2 separate regions of the Homo sapiens genome follow, and region 2 is linked to region 1. The links are chromatin contacts, found by Hi-C or POLR2A ChIA-PET in ENCODE. All regions are on one chromosome and are shown on one strand. The core of a region is the stretch at or near the end of the contact, and the rest is flanking DNA. Distances in the headings are between cores, read along the strand shown. Region 1 overlaps LOC105376223 (a long non-coding RNA gene). Region 2 overlaps RGS3 (regulator of G protein signaling 3).

Region 1 (2,814 bases), core at 139-2,638:
AGTGAAAGGACCTCTGCATGCCTCTGCATCTTGTACATCTGTTTGGAGCCGAAGTATAGACCCAGATGTGTTATTTTCCCTTGTTAATTACTGCAGAGTAATTATAGTAAGAAGTGTAAGTACAGCAAGCATTAATGGGGAAAAGAACAGATTTCATGCACTAGCTCGCAGAACATTTGAACCAGAGATGGGCCTCCCCGCAGCCTGCTAGAATTCTGGAGGGGGTAATTTGGCCCCCTGAGTCACAGCCTGAGCCCAGCCCACCCCAGTTTTTCACGGCTTCTCGGAAAACCACCTCCAAGCTGGTATCTGCCTCAATAGAAGCCGTGGTGGGGCTGGGGGAGCCTGGGCCTTTCTGGGGTTAAAAATCTTGATTCTGGCTGGGCATGGTGGCTCACGCCTGTAATCCCAGCACTTTGGGAGGCCGAGGTGGGCGGAACACGAGGTCAGGAGTTTGAGACCAGCCTGGCCAACATGGTGAAACCCCATCTCTACTAAAAATAAAAAAATTAGCTGGGCGTGGTGGTGGGCGCCTGTAATCCCAGCTACTCAGGAGGCTGAGGCAGGAGAATCGCTTGAACCCAGGAGGTGGAGGTTGCAGCGAGCTGAGATCGCCCCATTGCACTCCAGCCTGGGCAACAAGAGCAAAACTCAGTCTCAAAAAAAAAAAAATCTTGATTCTATGTGTTTCTGAAAAGCTGGGTGGCATCAGGCAGATGGCTGAACGTCTCTGAGCCTCTGTCTTCCTATCTGTAAAATGAGGATAATTGATATCTCCCTCCTAGGTTGTTGTGGGCCCTAAAAGTGACAACATATGCTAAGTGCCCATTGTGGGTTTCAGCCAAGTTGCCCCCCTTCCCTCCCTTCCCAGTGTGGTAGAGAAAAGACACGGTCCCTGCCTGCCCACTGCAGGCCCTCCTGTGACTCTTCCCAGAAGAAATGGGGCAAGGCTGTCTGTTCATTGATGTGCTTCCTCTATTTTGAAAAACCAGGTTGATTTCAACAAGATTGATGAAAAATGTCTTCAAGATGATTGCTTCAGGCCCAGTGTTTCAAAAAGGAGTTGCTATTGGCAAAGAGGGAGTGCCACATCTTGATGAGGGGGACTGTACAGCTTGTGCGGGGCTGTTTGCCTCTCTGCCCTCCCCAGCCACACCCACATACGGACAAACACTAAATGCCAGTTGCATCCCACTAGGCAGAGAGAACCACAAACGCCCCAGGGCTGGAAACCACCGGGAGAACTGGCCTTGGGAGGTGCAAATGACGTCGGGGAGGAGAGTCTAATGTAAACTGTAAAGTGCTGGAGAGCCAGGGTCATTGCTGATATTCCAGAACCTACTCATTGGTCATTTCCAGCTGCTGGGAAGCGGATCTTGGACTTGAGTTTTGCCTTCCGGATGACCCTGAGACGCCCTCTTGTGGGCATCAGTGGTAGTGAGTGGCAGGTTTTCCAAGTTGCTCTCTCATTTGCAAGTGGAGCCTTGCTTTTCTTTTGGTCTTTTCTTTTCCTTTCTTTCCTTTATGTTTCTTTCCTCTTCCAGTGCTCTTTTATTCAGTGCCACAATTCTTATGAAGATTATATCTCCAAATACCACTTTTCTGTTCTCCAAAGTGTTAGAAGATGAAGATCCAATCTCATATGGATCCTACCTTTAAAAAAATTAATGTATTTTTGCTTTTTGAAGATCATTGTACAAAATTTTGAAAATGCCAAAAAGCACAAGCAAGCCAGTAAAACTCGAGAGTAAGCTTTCTAACTCAACCTAGCAGGCAGCAGGAGAAAGGAATGAGGGTACAGTCTTCCTGGTTCACCAAGTGTTGATATGAGCATTTCCGCAAAACATGTTGGCGATACGAGCTCAATTCTGAGCTCGTGAAGGAGGGTGGACATCTGGGCCTAGGAACTGAATGAGACAAAGCCGTTAGTCACATAACTGAGGATTCCATCTGAGCCTGTCTCCCCACACCCCTCTTTTTCTTCCCACAGAGACCATCCCGTGCAGTTAGTGCAGGGGATGGCATGAGCTCTGGAGTGTTCCATTCATTCATCTGTTCATTCATGGATTCATTCAACAATGCTCAATGATCATCTCTTGTGGGCCAGACCTTGTGCTGGCACCTGGAGATACAAAGCCTAAAATACAGTCCCTGCTACTCAGAACTCATGGTCTAGACTGGACACAGCTAGATAAACAGGAGATTACCAAGCATGCTCTGATGAGGGATGCTCTTACGGGGGTACTATGGGGTACTGGAGGCTAATCCTGGATCCACCACTCCTCAGGTATGTGGACAAGCCACATCCTCACTCTGATCTTCAGTTTCCCCATCTGTAAAAGGGGGATAACAGGACCGGCCTCATCACATTGTGGCGGCGATTGAATGAACATGAAGTACATGCATGAAACGTGTAGCACACAGAGCAGGTACTTGCTAAATACTCCTCTCCATCCATGCTAAATTCTTTCTTCAGACTCTGGAGATCAAATCTGACCAGGATCACCTATGACAGTCAGGTTGCCTGTTGGACTTTTGGGAACATCACAAAATTTTGTATGTAGTCAATGCCAGAAAGGGTGGCCTGGAAATTATCCAGCCAAGTCTCCTTATTTTAGAGAAGAGGAAACAGGGCCCAGAGAGGAGAGGAGTTTGGCCCAAGGTCACACAGAAGATCTGGAGAGCCTCTAGGCTTGGTCATTAAGGTTCCAATCTCTGCAGGGAGAAGGGAGATTCCCTGAACTTGAATCCAAGGCTCCTCAACTTACTGGGTTGGGCAAGTTAGTTCAACTCTCCATGTCTCGGTACCTCCAT
Region 2 (2,814 bases), core at 177-2,676, 92 kb after region 1:
CTGTCTGGGGTTGTGGGCGGGACCAGGCACAACCTCTTCTCCCCACCTGGACCCCTAGAGGAGAGACAAGCCCTGGGGCAAGGGAGGAAGAGGAGCGCAGAAGCCAGGGATCTTCCCAACGTACAGGTTTTTGCTCTTTCTCTTCCGGGAGGCTTCGTCATCATCCCCAACGGTGTCAGCCCCGCTCATCTGCGGAGAGAAGACAGACACGATGCAGTCTGGGCACCCAGGAACTCCTGCCTAAGTAAACAGAGGCTCAGAGACCCAACATTCCCTGCCACCAGCCCCTTCCATCCCCAAAGCCCCCACCCGCGGCACACAGGTGAGGGAGGGAAACCCCACTGCTGGGAACAGCCTGGCCATGAAGTGGAATCGGCCTGGCAGACTCTCCGGCCACAGGGATCTCCTCCTGGGACAGTCAGGTCCCCAGCTCACTGGGGAGAAGCCAGACGGCTGGCACTCAGGACAGAGGCTTCATTGCAGGCAGTGAGCAGGTGAGAGGGCAGGGCTTCTGCTGTGTCACTAGGCCAATCCCTGCCCCTCTCTAAGCCTCTATTCCTTAATTTCTAAAATCAGGATCATAATGATTAAGTCAGGATTCTGAAGTTCAAAGGAGACCTGAGATGGTCAGCAGTGTATAAAATAAATCATTACACAGGCCTGAGTGCACCTCTCTTGCCTTATAGCTTTCCATGGCTCCCTAGTGCCCTCGGGATAACATTCAAACTCCGTAACACGACTGGATCTACCATCTTAGGATCAGGGCAGAAAGTTCCATTCAGTTATTCCTTCAGTTATCTCTCCAGCCTGGCCCCTACTTCAGCAACCTCCTCAACTCTGCCTTCCAACCAACAGAAGGTCTTCATCTCCATGTGCAATTCCTTCCTCGGGGGATGCTTTTGTGAGTCTCCCACCTGCATGGATGGATGGATGGATGGATGGATGGATGGATGGATGGATGGATATGTGGATAGGTGGATGGATAGATGAGTGGATGGATGGATGGATGGATGAATATATGGGTGGGTGGGTGGATAGATGGATGGATGGGTGGATGGATGGATGAGTGGATGGATATATGAATGCATGGGTGAATAGATGGATGGGTGGGTGGGTGGGTGGATGGTAGATGAATGCATGGGTGAATAGATGGATGGGTGGGTGGGTGGGTGGATGGATGAAGGAGTGGATGAGTGGATGGATGGATGAATTACACCTTCATTTAGCTCATACTATAGGCCAGACCCTGGATGGGGCATAATTCAGATACTATCTCATTAAACCTCACAATAAACCTATAAAGTAAATAGAGGCTCAGAGAATTTAAGTCACTTCCCCAAGGAGACCCAGCATGTAAGTGACAGAGCTGGAATCTGCCTCAATTCAAGGCCTGTGTTTCTCCACCAGAGGATGCTGCTACTCAAAAATGCAAGGTCAGAACACATTTTAATGTTTCCTGTGAAAGACTCGGGAAGTGCTGCCTCCTTCCTGAGAATGCTGCCCCACCAGAGTTGTAAACATACATGTGTGTACGTGCACACAGAGGCACACACCGTATGGTGTGTGATTTCAGAGCAAGTGTTTGGAACCAGACCTGGATATAAATCCTGCTTTCACCAACTTTGGGTAAGTTTCCTAGCCTCTCGGCTTCCATTTTTTTAGCTATGGCTTAGGCATAGTGACAGCCACTTCACAGGGCTGATGGAAGGTTCACCAGGATAAACTCTGGACCCCAAGGCCCAGTCCTGGCACCCACGCTAACCTCAGTAACCAGTGGTCATTGCCCAGTGAGTGTTACCACTGTCACCATTCAGGGCACCCTTCAGTGCACATACAGGCTGCACTCATGCTGGCCTGGCAAGGCCATGCCCAAGGCCCCCACCCGTGGGAAAGAGCCCTCGGGCCCTGGGCTTCCTCCCATTCTAACCTCAGCTTCCGTACTTTATCGGCTCCACACAATGGGCCTGGGGACCACTCCCACCCAGCCGCCATCCTCAGCCTCTGCGCTGCTGGGAAATGGGCTCTTCCTTCCACTGTGGGGAGGAGAGTGTCTTCAGCAGGGACTGACCCAAGCCTAGCAGCCTGACAGAGGGGCTGGGCAGCTCTGGCCCTAGGAGTCAGCCCCCTGGGCTGCTGGGGAAACCCCAGCACCAAAAAGAGCCTGTGAGCCAAGGAGAAATTGAGGTGAAAAAATCGGGTTCTGATTCCCAGCCCTAGGGACTCACCATAGCTGCAGGGAGGCTTTGGCCTCTGACCTTGGAGGGGGCCAGAGTGGCTCCTCAGACTCTTCCCTCCCCTCCCACAGCTGCATCAATGCCTGCCCAGGGCCTAGTCTGCAAAGGCCCTCCAAAGGGATTCTCCTTTCCATCTTCTCCCCACTGTCTCACTATGTGACCTTGTCCAGCTGAAAAGCAGATGGAGGTGAGTCCAGGACCATACAGCCCTTCCTTCACTCCAGGCAGAATCCCTGGGCCCTGCCCAGCCTCATCCAGCCACCTCCAGGGACTAGGAGCTCACCACCTCTTGGAACAATAATTATAATTCTTACTGTAATTATAACTGTAATTATAGTAATGATTAAGAGTGTAGATTTTTAATTGCCTGGATTTGAAGCTTAGCTCAATCATTTATTAGCTCATTGACCTTAGCTCAGTTACATCCCTCTCTGTGCCTCAGTTTCCTTATTTGTAAAATGCGGGTAATAACCGGACTTCCCTCAAAGGGCTGTGGTGAGGATTATGTAAGTTAACACGGGGACGTGCTCAGCACAGCGCCCAACACACAGCAGTGAGCAAGTACTCTCAGCTAGCATGG

The links. Hi-C counts contacts between places; a loop is a spot of excess contacts on that map. ChIA-PET counts read pairs that join two places held with the same protein, here RNA polymerase II (POLR2A). Pooled maps may share reads with other maps.
Region 2: a loop to region 1 is called in a pooled map, with 2.8 times the contacts of the local background. The contact joins two enhancer-like sites. A Hi-C loop is called at or near these places in 1 of 168 maps with a recorded cell type or tissue (endothelial cell of umbilical vein) and 3 of 50 pooled maps. POLR2A ChIA-PET finds 5 or more read pairs at or near these places in 3 of 52 experiments (MCF 10A, WTC11 and activated naive CD4-positive, alpha-beta T cell).

What each region holds. Positions count from the first base shown.
Region 1 is chr9:113,680,999-113,683,812 of GRCh38, reverse strand. It overlaps LOC105376223 (a long non-coding RNA gene), which reads right to left. Exons shown (of 3, transcript XR_930254.3): 3 at 1-1,907. Among named protein-coding and RNA genes, the nearest start is that of ZNF618, 190 kb to the left of the region's middle. Within about 2 kb of position 1,388, at least 4 of the 41 ENCODE cell types and tissues checked have a DNase peak (open chromatin) inside an H3K27ac peak, as active enhancers do.
Region 2 is chr9:113,588,708-113,591,521 of GRCh38, reverse strand. It overlaps RGS3 (regulator of G protein signaling 3), which reads right to left. Exons shown (of 23, transcript NM_001394167.1): 19 at 125-189. Among named protein-coding and RNA genes, the nearest start is that of RGS3, 130 kb to the right of the region's middle. RefSeq lists enhancers at 1,554-2,053, 2,054-2,555. Within about 2 kb of position 1,426, at least 13 of the 41 ENCODE cell types and tissues checked have a DNase peak (open chromatin) inside an H3K27ac peak, as active enhancers do.